Linked DNA regions of Homo sapiens: regions 1, 3, 4 and 5 are each linked to region 2. The links are chromatin contacts, found by Hi-C or POLR2A ChIA-PET in ENCODE. All regions are on one chromosome and are shown on one strand. Each heading gives the region's core, a stretch centred on a gene start or an enhancer-like site at or near the end of the contact. The rest is flanking DNA. Distances are from core to core; before and after follow the strand shown. Region 1 holds the start of DGCR6L (DiGeorge syndrome critical region gene 6 like). Region 2 holds the start of DGCR8 (DGCR8 microprocessor complex subunit). Region 3 holds the start of RTN4R (reticulon 4 receptor). Region 4 has its middle 11 kb from the start of MIR1286. Region 5 has its middle 21 kb from the start of DGCR6L.

What was found. A loop is a pair of places that touch in the nucleus more often than their neighbours do. ChIA-PET counts read pairs that join two places held with the same protein, here RNA polymerase II (POLR2A). Pooled maps may share reads with other maps.
Region 1: a loop to region 2 is called in a map of cardiac septum, with 7 times the contacts of the local background. The contact joins the promoter of DGCR6L here to the promoter of DGCR8 in region 2. A Hi-C loop is called at or near these places in 1 of 168 maps with a recorded cell type or tissue (cardiac septum) and 8 of 50 pooled maps.
Region 3: a loop to region 2 is called in a pooled map, with 14 times the contacts of the local background. The contact joins the promoter of RTN4R here to the promoter of DGCR8 in region 2. A Hi-C loop is called at or near these places in 4 of 50 pooled maps.
Region 4: a loop to region 2 is called in a map with no recorded cell type, with 10 times the contacts of the local background. The contact joins the enhancer-like site here to the promoter of DGCR8 in region 2. A Hi-C loop is called at or near these places in 1 of 37 single-sample maps with no recorded cell type and 6 of 50 pooled maps. POLR2A ChIA-PET finds 5 or more read pairs at or near these places in 1 of 52 experiments (H1).
Region 5: a map of CD8-positive, alpha-beta T cell shows a loop between it and region 2 (17-fold over the local background). The contact joins the enhancer-like site here to the promoter of DGCR8 in region 2. A Hi-C loop is called at or near these places in 2 of 168 maps with a recorded cell type or tissue (B cell and CD8-positive, alpha-beta T cell) and 7 of 50 pooled maps. POLR2A ChIA-PET finds 5 or more read pairs at or near these places in 2 of 52 experiments (AG04449 and activated CD4-positive, alpha-beta T cell).

What each region holds. Positions count from the first base shown.
Region 1 is chr22:20,318,810-20,321,509 of GRCh38, forward strand. It overlaps DGCR6L (DiGeorge syndrome critical region gene 6 like), which reads right to left and starts at 1,251. Exons shown (of 5, transcript NM_033257.4): 1 at 1,070-1,251; 2 at 830-990. The coding sequence starts at 1,179. RefSeq lists silencers at 597-891, 928-1,157, 1,288-1,417, 1,608-1,657 and an enhancer at 1,537-2,324.
Region 2 is chr22:20,078,841-20,081,540 of GRCh38, forward strand. It overlaps DGCR8 (DGCR8 microprocessor complex subunit), which reads left to right and starts at 1,401. Exons shown (of 14, transcript NM_022720.7): 1 at 1,401-1,543. RefSeq lists a silencer at 1,280-1,899 and an enhancer at 2,160-2,219.
Region 3 is chr22:20,267,037-20,269,736 of GRCh38, forward strand. RTN4R (reticulon 4 receptor) reads right to left here and starts at 1,282. Exons shown (of 2, transcript NM_023004.6): 1 at 1,035-1,282. The coding sequence starts at 1,056. RefSeq lists an enhancer at 126-814 and silencers at 1,026-1,185, 1,276-1,435, 1,486-1,545.
Region 4 is chr22:20,237,268-20,239,967 of GRCh38, forward strand. No RefSeq gene overlaps it. Among named protein-coding and RNA genes, the nearest start is that of MIR1286, 11 kb to the right of the region's middle. RefSeq lists an enhancer at 703-1,295 and silencers at 945-1,094, 1,279-1,573, 1,785-1,844. Within about 2 kb of position 1,409, at least 19 of the 41 ENCODE cell types and tissues checked have a DNase peak (open chromatin) inside an H3K27ac peak, as active enhancers do.
Region 5 is chr22:20,297,707-20,300,406 of GRCh38, forward strand. It overlaps the pseudogene PRODHLP. Among named protein-coding and RNA genes, the nearest start is that of DGCR6L, 21 kb to the right of the region's middle. RefSeq lists an enhancer at 301-802 and silencers at 1,256-1,525, 1,566-1,745, 1,766-1,905, 1,976-2,285. Within about 2 kb of position 1,390, at least 5 of the 41 ENCODE cell types and tissues checked have a DNase peak (open chromatin) inside an H3K27ac peak, as active enhancers do.

The DNA of each region.
Region 1 (2,700 bases), core at 1-2,500, 240 kb after region 2:
CATCTCACCAAAAAGACTTACCCAGCCACAAATGTCAGCATGGCTGGGTTGAAAATCCTGGTCTCCAGGAATGCTGAAGACTCTTGGTGAATGCTATGCTGTCACATGTATATATTTTGGGATGTCAAGAACTAGAGCAAAACGTTAACTATTGAACTTTAGTGAAGAGCACAAGCGTATGCACTATACTATCTTTTCAGCTTTTCTAAATGTTTTAACTTCTAAAATAAGAAGTTTGGGAAAAATAACAAAGGTGGAAACTGATGGTGCAGGGGGACCTGCCCTATATAATTTGCAGGAAAGGGCTCCCAAGCCCACCAAGCAGGCCTGGCTCAAGTGGGAAGCTCTTCGGGTTTGGGAGGGCGCCACAGGAGACAGTGCTTAGGAATTTGATGTGCAACTGGAATGAGGCCCTGCGAGGCCTGAGAGGGAACTGACCCTGAAAGACGCTTGCTGCACAACTGTCAACAGACTTCCAACTACTGAGGGGCAATGCTGCTGCAGTCAGCGCCACCACCAGAGTCTGCCTGCAGGCCAATCAGGCACCGAGGCCTAGGGCCATCCTGTCTGGAAGCGCGTGGGGCACAGGGAAGCCCGAACAGGGAGTTTCTGCTAAGAAGGTGGGTGCTGCGCAACTGAAAACAAAACTGGTTGGACCCACTGATCACCAAAAAGGCGCTGTCTCAGTCTCTGCGCCCGTTGATTTTGTCAATCTTAGAGACCTCTTCCGAACACTTCCAAGGAAGGAGCTGATCTGCACAGATACCAAGAGCTGCCCGGAGGCGCCGACCCGGAGGAGGCGGCACCTCATCCCGCTGCCCCCGCGCACCTCGGTGCTCGTTCTGTAGGCGCAGGCGCTGGTTGTACAGGCTCTTTTCGGTGAGGTGCTGGATCTCCAGTAGCCCCTGCACGATTTCGAACACGGTGCCGTCGAGAAGCGCCAGGGCCAGGTCGCTGAGCGTGGTGTAGGACAGGCGCTGCTGGAAAGAGCTGCGGGTAGGGGGGCGCGGTGAGCCCCGGCGGGAAACGAAGCCGCCTCCGCAGGCCTCCGCCCGCCCCGCCTGCGTACCTGGGCAACTCCTTCACCAGGCTCTGTAGCGCCGACAGCAACTGGTAGTGTCGCTCCTGCTGCCGGGCACCGTCCGCCACCTCCTCCAAGGCGGCCGCGTAGCGCTCCATGGCGCGGACGCCCGCTAGCCGCCGGCGGCGGCGACGAGCTCCCCCAGCTTCACGACATCCCGAGCGCGGCGCGTCCCGCCCCTTTTACGATTGTCCCACGCGCGGCGCGCTCCGCCCCCTTTTACGACAGTCCCGAGAGGGCCTGGCCGCCTGCCCCGCCCTGCCCCGCGCCCCGCCGCCTGCTTATTCAGGAGGCGCGCCCCGCTCCTCTGCGGAGACTCCAAGGAGGGTTTTGCTCAGCCCAGGCTCGCACCTGCCTGCTCCCCGCGCGACATTAAAGGCGAGACTCCGCCGTCTGGATATCGCAGGACCACGGAGAATCCCACCGGCCCTTGCTGAGTCATTGCGGGCCGAGGTCCGGGCTCCGCGCCGGCGCGCCTGCGAGGTGGACTGTCCCGGTCACCGGCCTCCCCAGAGGCAGGGGTCTCGGGCCAGAGCCCACAGGACCTGGGTCTAAGGCACCATCCGCGGCCGAGCAGTGGCGCTGGGGTCTGTCTGCGTCCTCCCCGCCCCCGGGGTGAGACAGACAGGACCGCCCTAGAGCCTCTGGGTCAGGACAGTCGGAGCCAGAGTCCCCATCTGGGCCTCCGTGGCCCCCAGCCCGTGAGCCCAGACTGCGCTCTCCCCGCTCCACAGGCCAGCTGCTGGGCCGGGGCTGGGGGGCTTCTGGTGGCTGGGGCTGAACCGTCTAGGAACAGGCTTTAATAGGAGGGGCTCGGGTGGAGGAATGGCTCCTGCAAAGGCCCTGCCAGAGTCAGGTCAGGTGGGTGGGCGAGAGGACCAGTGTGGCCAGGCTGCGGAAGCCAGCACAGGAGACAAGGGCGGGTGCTGTGCATTACAGAGGCTGCTGGGGGCTTGTCCATAGAGCAGCAGGGGGCACGGAAGGGCTTGGGGACGCAGACACGATCAGACTTGCATTTCATCAGGCACTCTTTAGCTGCCTGCTGGGTGGCTGGGCTGTGTGAGATGACCCTGCTTTGACCAGGTTAGGAATTATGACTGGTTTCCAGAGAGAACATTGGTTAGTAATTGGCTATGGGGAAGAGGGGGCGTTGAGCCAACCAACTGGGGTCCCCCTGAAGTGCCAGCAAAGTGTCTGGTTTTCTCCAGGATCTGTTTCCTCAGTCCCTGGCAGGATTGGCTCCCCTGCACGCCATGTCCTTGTGGTCCCTTCCAGACAGAAACCAGGCATGAATAAAGTGAATAATGACAAGCGCTCAGGCCACTGCCGTGGAGGGCGGTCCACAACCCAGAGCTGGTCATGCGCCGGGCACCCTGGCCTCCAGGTCCCTCAGAATGGCAGGAGCTGGAGGTGGGACTCGAGATTGTGGGAGCTGAGTCTGTAGTGAGTGACCAGGAGCCAGCTGGGGCTGGGCTTGGTCACTGTCACCTCCCCCGGAGGTGGTGAGTGGGATGATTAGCTGGGTGAAGACGCCTGCCTGTTTCACCAGTGTCCCTGCCCTCAGTCCCCCAGTCCATGAAGAGTGTCTGTGTGGAGACTGGGAGGATATAGGGCAGCCC
Region 2 (2,700 bases), core at 151-2,650:
CCCAAGCTGGTGTGGAACTCTTGAGCTCAGGTGATCCGCCTGCTTCGGCCTCCCAAAGTACTGGGGTTACAGGCGTGAGCCACAGGGCCCGGCCCACTATTTTTATCACTCAAGATTTTCGTCTACAGCAGCTATTATTGGGGTGGCTACCCAGTGGAAAATTTTTCTATTTCCACTATTCCTTCCACATTTATTGACAGGAAAGCTAGTCTAAGGAAGAGCTGTACCCTCACTTACTCAGACCCTCGTTTTCCTTTTTTTTTTTTTTTTTTTTGAGACGGAGTCTCACTCTGCCGCCCAGGCTAGAGTGAAAGTGGTGCTATCTCGGATCACTGCAGCCTGGAACTCCTGGACTCAGGTGATCCTTCCACCTCAGCCTCCCGAGTAGCTCGGACCACAGGCGCCCGCCACCACGCGGCTAATTAAAAATAATTTTGGGCCCGGCGCGGTGGCTCATGCCTGTAATCCCAGCACTTTGGGAGGCCGAGGCGGGCAGATCAATTGAGGCCAGGAGTTTGATACCAGCCTGGCCAACATGGTGAAACCCCGTCTCTACCAAAAATATAAAAATTAGCCGGGCGTGGTGGTGGGCGCCTGTAATCCCAGTTACTCGGGTGGGTGAGCCAGGAGAATCGCTTGAATCCGGGAGGCAAAGGTTGCAGTGAGCTGAGATCGCGCCACTGCACCCCAGCCTGGGAGACAAAGCGAGACACCGCCTCAAAAAAAAAAAAAAAAAGAAAGAAAATTTGTAGATACTGGGCTCTCACTATGTTAGCCAGGCTGGTCTCGAACTCCTGGGCTCAAGTAATCCTCCTGACTCGACCTCCCAAAACTCTGGGATTACAGGCGCAAGCCACCGTGCCCGGCCGAACCACCGTGCCCGGCCGAACCCTCCCTGTTTTGGAAATCCTGTATTAGCAAAGGGGACAGCGCCAGACAGTTGAGCACACGCGTTCTTTATAAATGATGATGTCTGATACAGTGATGCTTTTAACAGGGTTGTGTAACGCCTGTGTGTGCACGGTCTCTTCTGCAGTGTCCACCGAAGGTGGCCCGTCTGCGTGTCCGCTCCCGGCGTACTCCGCGCTCCCTGTTCCCGGCATTCCCCGCGCTCCCCGAGCTTCCCGCGCTCCCCTGCTCCCGGCATTCCCGGTGCTTCCCGTTCCCGGCGCTCCTCGCGGCCGCCGCCCTCAGTCCAGCGAGCCCCGCCTGGGCAGCGACTGTTAGCGCGACCGCGGCCTGGGCGCCTGGTCCCTCCCGCGCGGCCGCGCTATTGGGCCGCGCGCGGCGGACACACGCGCTACGCGCCGCCGATTGGCGGCCTCCGCAGCGCGCTCTGCGGCTCCCCCAATGCGGGGCGGCCGCGCGCGGGGATTGGCCGCACGCCGCGAAGGCCCGCCCTCCGCTCGCCCGGCGCGGCAGGCGGGTGCCGGCGACCGGAGAGCCTGGACAGGCTTTCCAGATGGCTGCGGCGGTCGGTCGGTGAGGCTTTCCCGGCTGTGGTTTGGCTGCGGGCGGCTTGGGCAGCCCGCGGGCGCCTCAGGTAGGTGCGGGGCGCGAGGGGCGCCCGCGGGCGGTTGGGCGGGCGCCGCGGCCTGCGCGAGGGCGCGCCCTTCCCTCCCGCCTCCCTCCGGGACCGAGGCCGCGGGCGGGGCGGGGGCGCGGAGCCCGGCCTTTGTGAGGCAACATGGCCGCGGGCGGTGGAGAGCGCGGGGTGGGGACGCCTCCGGGGCTGGGGGGCGGGCCCCGGGCCCAGGCGTTGCCGACTCTCGTCGCTGTCCGCCCGGGTAAAGAGGCTCCTCTCCCGGAGGGCCCGAAGCCTAGCATCGCCTTCAGGCGGGAAAGGTGTGGACAGGGCCAGTGCTCGCCTGGGACCCTGCCGGCTTTAACACAGTTTGGGAAATCCAAGAAGTCGCCTAAGTCTTTTTGTCCACAGAATGCTCACGGGTTGAGTGTCACGTAGATAATTGGGATACGGTTTTATTGTAACAATGAGCATGGCGGAAATAAATGGAAGGTGGCAACCTGTTGACAGTGATGCCTGTCTGGTGTCAACCGATGGACTTGGGTTTCTTGTGGCAGGAGTCTGATTTGCCTTTTTGCATGCTTGCATGTACCTTGTTCCTGCACGGCAGTCCTGTCTTTGGCTGTCGACTGTTCGAGGCCAACCACCAGGCGAGGATCCACTGTTTCCTGGCCAGACTAGACTCCCAGCTGTGGGAGTGGCCCAAACCCTGCTGCAGGCCTTCACTCACAAAAGGGAGTGAATGGCCAGCCCGGGGTACCCAGTGTTGCCTCTAAGTGCGGGATATGAGGCCTGTTGGAGGATGACAAAAGGAACGGATGAGGTCATACTGCCGCTGGGTTGGGCGGGAGGCTGCAGCGGGAGAGACTTGACCAAAAGGCAGCCTCCATGGCGCTGGCACTGGTGCTGGCCCGTCACAGCCAGTGCCTCTGTTAGCCAACACAGCAAGTGGGCTAGGAGGAAGGGTGCTGTCCAAGTGTACGGGTTTTCTCCCCGTGCCAAGGGTCCAGGGGAGCTTGCCGTGAGCCCGTTCCTGTCCGATAGTCCTGTTGGCAAGGCAGGGTTTGCATGCGGTGTTTGGTCAGCTGGAGCAGTGGGGAGGCCTACGGGCAGAGAGCTCCCCTTTGAGCCCTTTGCGGCCAGGCGCTGTGTGGAGCACTTCCCAGGGGTTGTTT
Region 3 (2,700 bases), core at 32-2,531, 190 kb after region 2:
GCATGTGCCACCCGTGGAGACCACAGCAGGCATGCCGCGTGCATGCATGTGTGGCCGTGGGTGTGCAGGCGGGGGCGAGGACACAGATATGCACCCTCAGAGTCCGTGTGTGCACCCAGTGTTTGTGCATGTGCACACTGGGGCGGCGTTGGCTTGCATGTGCACCAGAGGTGTGCAAGTGTGCAGTCCGTGTAGACAAGTGCACGTGCAAGGAAACGTGTGTGCAGCCTGCGGCACCATGGACATCAGCAGGGCAGCCTGGGTGGGCACCTGGGGAGCACCCTCCAGGCGGGGCATGCCCAACTCACATGGAGCCCACCCTCCCTTGCCCGCACCGCGGGACCTCACAGCCGGTGGGGCGGGGGAGTCCCACGAGGGCTGCTAGGGAGGGGTTGCTGATTGCCCCACCGCCCCTGATTCCCCCAGCCAAGCCTCTCAATGTCCCTCGGGCTGCAGATGGCGGGCGTTGCTGCCTCCTCTCACCGCCCGCCCTGGAGGCAGCGCTGGGACAACCCTGTCCCCCACGCCCTCTACTGCCGCCAACGCCCCCATTCATCCCACTGTGGACTGACCTCGGAGAAACGGGAGGTTCTGAGCCCAGACCGTGAGGCTGGGGTGGAGGCGGCCCGACACCCCCACCCACCCTCGGTACCCACGTTTCTGCAAAAACCCGCTCGTTAACCCCTTGGTGGCCGGGGCGCTCCGAGGCCGGGCCCCGCCCTTCCAGCCCACGGCCCCCGCCCTCGACTTGGCCCAGCATCGGGGACCCTCGGACCGCCACCCTCGGCCCTGCCGAAGCCGTCAACTTTCCCGGGAAGCGGCAACTTTTCCTGCCGCCTCCGGCTCCGCCCTCCCGGGGCCGGGGCGCCAGCGGCCCCAGCCTGGCGCGGCACTGCGGTGGCTTTCCCTGCCGCCCGGCTACGCTTCCCTCGCCTCGGCAGCCCGGGACGGGCCCTGCGGCTCCGGGGAGGGGGCGAGCCGCCCCCCTCCGCGCCCCGCCGCCGGCCGGGCTCGGGTGCAGCGCGGACACTCACCTCCAGCGGACGCCCTCTTCATCGTAGGGGTTGGGCGGGGCGCGTCGGGGACTGAAAGTCGTTTCGGGGCGGGCGCCCGTCTCCCCGCGGCCGGGTCCGCATCCAGGCGCCGCCGCTACGGCCCGGCCCCGGCCCGGCCGCGGGACGAGGCTCGGCGCGCTCCGCTCCGCCCGGCTCTGGCTGGGCTCGGGCCGCGGGTGCGCAGGGCGCGCAGGGCGCACAGGGCGAGGGCGGCGGCGGCGCGGGGGTTGGGGCGTGGGCGGCGCGGCGGGCCGGGGCGCGCAGGCCGGGCCGCAGGAGGCGCTCAGCCCGCCCGGTGCACCGGCGCCGCGCGGTCCCAGACAAAGGCGGCGCATTCCTGAAGAGGCGGCGGCCCCTGCAGGCGGCGGAGGGGATGGCGGCCCGGGCCGGAGCCGGCCGGGGACGCGGGCCCGAGGGTGTGGCGGCCTAGGCTGGCCCGGTCCCCAAGCGGGCAAGGGCTTTGTCCCGAGGCCTAGGAATGGCCTCTGCCTGACCCACTCCCTTCCTGGCCTCACGAAACCCATGAATCCCCCGCCCCCTGCACAGAAGCCCCTTGCTGCAGCACGATCGCCCCCATTTTTCAGTAAGAAACAGGCTCAGGGCTTAAGAGAGTTCTGGGGGCCCTCCTGGGCCTTTGTGGCCCTCTCTGCACCATCCTAGAGAAGGGACCTAGGCCTGATGTTACCCGTAACCCTGCAGGGGTCCCCCACCTCTTCCCTTCTGCGGAATGGGGGCTCCAAACCCAGAAGACGCTCTCCGAGGTCACCTGCTTAGTATCCCCCCACTCTACCAAGCCAGCCCCCCACGGGCGGTGTGAGGCATGGGGCCAGAGAATCCAGTGACGCCCCTGCACACACCACACAGGGGTGCAGGTGTCCCTTCTCAATCTTCTGCTCGGGGCACCTACCGGGCCTCACCGATGAGCTCCTAAGTGCATCCCGGGGTCTTCAGACAACTGCCAGGCTGCCCCTGCACCTGGAGAAGTGCTGGGAGTCAGCTCAGCCGGGCTGGGTCCTCCCCAGGCCCACCCTGCATGAGAGGACCATGCAGATGAGGGTCTTGCAGGCCCACCTGGTGTCAGTCTGTAGGACCCTGACTCAAGGACGGAGTGGGCCAGCCTGATGCCTTGATGGCCCCCCTCAGAGCCCAGGTCCACTGATATGAAGCAGAGAGACCTGGTGACTGGGCACCCCTGTGCCCTCTGCCTGCCCCTGGCCATGGAGGTGGCCCTGAGGGAGATGAGCAGGGCGCAGGGCCGGTGACCTGCCTGCCTTGTGCAGAGGAAGTGAGGACCTCCCAGAGCCCTGGTGCTCCCATCTGATCCCAGTGGCAGGCAGCTTCGCAGGGTGGAGCCATGCTGGGTGGGCCCTCTGCCTGGTGTGGAGGCTGCACTGCCCACATGCCTCTGGCTGCCGCTCTGTGGCCCTCATCACTTTGGCCTGCTTTATCCCTATCACCCTTGTCCCAGCCTAGGCTTATGAGGGCATTGTGGAGTGCATGCCATTCCCAGCCACACAGAAGGTGAGGTGGGGCCCAGACACCCCCAGCCACTCTGTCCCCTGGCCTCCTGAAGGGGTGGGCTGTGCACACACTGCCACCTCCCCAGAGGGTGCTGGCTGCCGAGTGCCACCAGCTCAGCCCCTGA
Region 4 (2,700 bases), core at 159-2,658, 160 kb after region 2:
AGCAGACAGAGGCAGGTGGGGAGTGCGACGCACCTGGAAGGGGCTTCCGGAGAGGTGTGCCCTGGCAGAGCCCCACCTCCCCCAGGAAAAGACAGTAGCACCAGGCCCCAGCCCTGGAGAAGCCTGACCAACCAGAGAAGTCCCACGGCCTCCTCCATGGAGTTTGGGGCTCCTCCTCTAGACCTGGGATTGGCACTTTGGGGTCAGGCCAGCTGCTGGGGAGCCCTGGGCCCCGACACATGCACCCTCCCAACAGGAGTGGGGCTCCGGGGGCCACTGGGCTCATGCCCATCGCAGCCACTCTCCAAGGCCTTGGCATAATGGGATCCTTGAGCTGCTGTGCCCGGCGGGGTGGGGGGGGATGGGCTGAGATACACCCTTTGCTGACAGTGGCCATTGCACTTTTCCCACCCAGGCCTCATGTGGGGAGCCCTGCCAAGCCCAGGCTGTGGTGTACACAGGGGCTGGGCTGCAGGGCAGGGCTCCGGAGCGGCCTAGCCCAGAGCAGGGTGGGAAAGGAGCCAGCTGGGGTCCAGGCAGAACAGAGGCCAAGGCCACCAGTGAGAAATCTGGGCATGAGGGTGGCCACCAGGCCGGCAACGTGGGGGAAATTGAGTTGAGGGCTGGGCCTCCTCACTGTGGCTGGAGGCGGCCCAAAGGCCAGCTGACCAGACACAGAGCTGCCTCAGTCACAGAGGTGCCACAGCTCAGGGTGCCACCCCGAGTGACATCCCTAGGCTGACTGACACAGTGGAGGGAATTGACACCCAGGGTCTTGTGATGTCCCCGGGCACTGGGATGGAGAAGCAGAGCAGCACTCTGGAGCACAAACACAGTTGGCAGCGAAGGGTCTGCTCCCGCGTGGCCTCGGGCCCAATCCTGCCTGACATGTTGCTTCATGTCTCTGGGCCTCCGTTTCCTCATCTGTGCCCTGGGGACATTAGCAGTGTCTTCCTGCGGGGATGTGAGTGTGAGGTGCCCTACCACCCCAGGGAGGCTGTGAGCTGCAGGCAGCCCGGCAGTGAGGAGCCCCCACCCCTGCCGCCGCCGCAGTGGCCCGCCCCGGGCCCCAGCTCACACCACAAACACTTGCCTCCCTCTCAACTTGTTTCCGGCATGTTCTCAGTCTCGCTGGATGTTAGTTTACCATCGGCTGCTGAACATTCGGCAGCTTCTATTATTTCAGAACTAATTTAAGGATTAAAAAGTAATTCTCCCAATTACTAGGCAAAGCCCTGGGCAGCCAGATAAACAGGGGGCAGGCGCTCCCATCCAAGGACAGGGCTGCTCCTGCAGCCCTGGGCAGACAGGTGTGCAGGGCAGCTCTGGTGCAGCTCAGCCCCCAGGGCCGCAGGGGTGGAGTCGGGGTGGTTGAGAGGAATCCCCAGGAGCAGCCCAGCCTGGGCCCGACATCTGAGGGTTGCTTGCCCCTATCCCCCACCCAGGTCGGCTACAGCCACCTAGTGGTGAGCCCAGCCCCAGCTGTCACCTCCACCAATTGTGCTGGGTGGTGCTGCCCTGGCTAGGCCTGCAACACAGGGACAGGCCCATGAGCTGTGAAGGATTCGGTCCACAGGGCCCCCTGGGGCTGGCCAGGCATCTTTGGACGGGGCCAGGAGAGTCTGTGGTAGACCAGCAGCCCGCATGGGGTGGGGGCCAGGATTTGATACCCTCAAGGCTGATTCACGCAGCTTTAATTAGCTTTCTGCACCTGCTCTGGGGTCTGGGTGATCAAGGCTGGACACCAGCTGCCACCCCCAACCCCTGCCTGGTCCAGCACCTGACCTCAGGGGCCCAGCCGGCCGGGGCTGGTCAGGCAGAGCTGGGGAGTGCCGGGGTCGGCGCAGGAAGGAGCTGAGTCCCTGGGCCCTGGCCCAACGCCCCGCCCACTCCGGGCCCCTCGTCAGCAGCGGCCGGCCGGTGAGCTCATCTCTTCCTGGGCTGTAAATATCACCCAAGTGCTCACGACTCCCAAATGTGTCCTCCAGCCGGGCCCCTCTGCTGAGCTCAGCCTGCACAGCCCACGCGACACCCCCGCCCAGATGTCTCCTGGGCCTCGACAAAGCGGCCGCTCCTCTCGGCGCCCCCACCTCAGGGACGGGCGCCCCGTGCCGGCTGCTCAGGCCTGGGAGCCCTGCCTGCCGCCTCCACCCCATGGGAGCGTCCATGCATCCTGCTGAGTCCAACTTAAAACTCGTCCACTTCCTTCCGGATCCTCTCACCCCGTCCTCAGGTCTGGTTGGACTGTGCCCAACTCCCCACCCCTGCCACTGCACAGGCCCCCACTGTGGCCTGGAGGGGAGGGTGCAGAGCCCTGAGGGCAGCTGGTGGTGACAGTCAGCCCCGAAGCTGGCCTGAGGGCGACAGGTGCCTGCTTCTTAGTTAGGAGTGGGCCCAGCAGAGGTAATGAACTCCTTGTCCTGGGAGGTGTGCAAGCTGAGGCAGGATCTGCTGTCCTTCCACAAGCCATTGAGGGCGCCAGCATCCACTGCAGTTGGGTCACTCAGGTGGGGCTCAAGGCTCTTTGGAAATGGGTGGCTTCGGTTTCCTGGCTCTGACTGCAAGGAGCCCCCAGCCTCAGCTGAGAGCACTAGCCCAGATCCAGCAGTTTAGCTGCCTCTTCTCAGGCATGACAGGGGCCACTTGGGAGAAAAACTGAATAAAACCCTGCCTATGCCAGTGCCCAGGCACAGCCTGGCA
Region 5 (2,700 bases), core at 140-2,639, 220 kb after region 2:
GACCCTGATGAGGAGAGGAAGGAGGGTGTGGGATGCAGGGGAGGGAAAGGTGCCTGAGAGCAGCATGCAAACAGCCTGGGCTCAGGAAGAGCCGATGGCATGACAGGTGCTGGGGAGAAAGGCGTGATAGGTGTGGACAGGGGCCACAGGAGGAGGGATGGTCCTCAGGAAGGGGAGACTGGTGGCTATGGCCGGCTGCCGAGGCTAGCCTCTCTCCAGCAAAATGAGCCTGGATTCATCCACTCCTTTTGTCTCTCCCCTTTGCTCTGTGGTGCCGGCAGGAGGAAGAGGAGCAGAAAAACTGTTGCTCCATTCATCAGGAAGCCTCTCTCTCTCTCGAGTGGTGGTGATGGTGTCCCCCAGGGGCACCTGGCAATGTCTGGAGACATTTACGGCTGTCCCGACTGTGTATGTCTGTGTGTGTGTGTACTACAGGCCTCTGGTTCCTGGAGGCCAGGGATGCTGATACACAACCTGCAATGCACAGGGCAGCTCCCACAAGGAAATTATTCAGCCTCAAATTTCAACATTGCAGAACAGGTCAGGGAGTGCAAGGTACCTCCTGCTCTTTCCAGCAGGTGCAAGGTGCACAGGGAGAAGCAGGTGGGTGAGGTGGGAGGAGGCTGGAGCCAGACCCAGCGTCTGTGGGGTGCAGGAATATCGTGAGGTGACGAGGGGCCCAGCGGTGAGTGATGGGGAGGGGTGCACTACGGCAGGCCGCCAGGGGCGGTTCCACCAAGAAAGTGACATCTGGGAGGGGCATTGAGGCAAAGGGGCCGCGAGAGGGTAGGTGCTCTAGAGGTGGCCCACGGGCGGGCGGCACTGAGGCCGGGCCTGCAGGGGAGGCGGTGTGGCCAGCGGACTCTTGTTGGGTGGCAAGGGAAGGGAAGAACCACAGGGCTGCACAGGTTCCGAGGGGGCCTAGTGGTCCGCATTTGCCCTTGGGTGGGCGGTGGGACTGGGAGGACAGGAGAGGAGCGCGGGGCAAGCCCCTAAGAGGCCTGAGGGGTGGGAGGGAGAGGACGGCTTCCCATACGCCCATTTAGACCAGAGGAGAAGCGGACCCACTTTGAGGGCTGGATTCTCAGCCGATCCGGCCTCAGCTGTGGGTCCACGCGGCTCAAGGACCAGGGAGGAACCCAGGTGTGCGGCTGCGCTGATCGGCGGGCTCCGGACCCACCTGGCTGGCCTGGGGACCTGGGAAACCCGGTGTGGTGGGGAGACCGCAAGCCTGGTCAGGGGTCCCGCTCCCAATGGGGCGGGTCTCCTGTGAGGAAGGCGGAGCTCAGGGCGGGTAGCCCCGGGGACCGGGTCTCTCGCGGGGGTGTGGCCACGGCCCGGTGGGCGGGGCCTGCTGTGGACGCACAGAGGTCTGCAGCGCGCGGGGCGGAACCTCCCGAGGAGAGGGCGCGGCTGGGAGCGCGGGGCGGGGCCTTCCGAGGAGAGGGCGAGACTGGGAGTGTGAGGCAGGGCTTCCCACGGAATGGGGGCGCGGAGCCGGTCCTCCCGAGGAGCGGGCGCGGCTGGGAAGGCGGGTCGGGTCCTCTCGAGGAGCGGGCGCGGCTGGGAGCGCGGGGCGCGGCCTCAAGAGGAGAAGGGGCGGTGGGTCCTGGGGCGTGCCAGAACCCTTGAGGAAGAAGCGCTGGTGTTCTGGAGTATGACCACCGGAGCCGGCCGGGCCTCGGGTTGGGGCGGGGCCTCAGGGGTGGGGTTGGGACTTCGGGATGGGTTCTCCAGAGGTGAGAGCTGGGGTCGTAGGGTGGACCGGCGTCTGCTGAGGAAAGGGAGCTGCTTGGAGCGCGGGGCGAGGGACTCACGTGGAGAAGGCGTGGGCCCTACGGCGGGCGGGGCGGGGCCTCAAGAGGAGCGGGTGCAGATGCTAGGGAGGGGCGGGGCCCCTGGGATGGGGCGGTGTCTCCCGAGGAGTGGGCGCGGCTCGGAGCGTGGGACTTCTAAGGAGAGAGCGCGGCTAGGGGGCATGCGGGGCGGGGAGGGGCGGGGCGGGACCAATAGCGCATACTTAAGCGGCCCGGGCGGGTACCGGCGTCCCGCCATGGCTCTGCGGCGCGTCTTGCCCGCGCTGCGCCCCTACATTCCCCGCTTCGCGCCGCTGTCCACGGCGCCGGCCGCCAGCGAGCAGCCCGCCGCGGGCCCAGGGGCCGTGCCAGGACGTGGGTCGGCCAGGGCAGTGCGGCCGCTGGTGCCCGCCGTGGACTTCGGCAACGCGTAGGAGGCGTACTGCAGCTGGCGAACCTGGGAGCTGGCGCGCAGCCTGCTGGTGCTGCGCTTCTGCGCCTGGCCCGCGCTGCTGGCGCGCCACGAGCAGGTGCGCGGGGTGCAGCCGGGGCGCGGGGCTTCTGCCCGTCCCGGGAGCCTTTACGGAGTTTCCTGGCGTGAAACGGGTGCCTCCCAAGCATCTCCTGGAGCAAGGGAAGCCAGGAAGGGAGGCGTTTCCTGCAGTCCCTTTCTGATATCGCGAATTTTCCTACTTCTCGATGTCTACCAACTAAAAACAATGGTCGTTTTAATATTTACGATATATACCACTTGTGGGAATACAGAGTTATCACTTGGAATTTAAAATGGAGTATTCTTCATGTTGACACAAGAGAAGCCTGGTGTAGGGCTCATAGCCTGGAACCCCAGAGTTCAATCCCCGGGACCCAGCCGCTTCCCAGACACGGCCACTCTGAGAACACT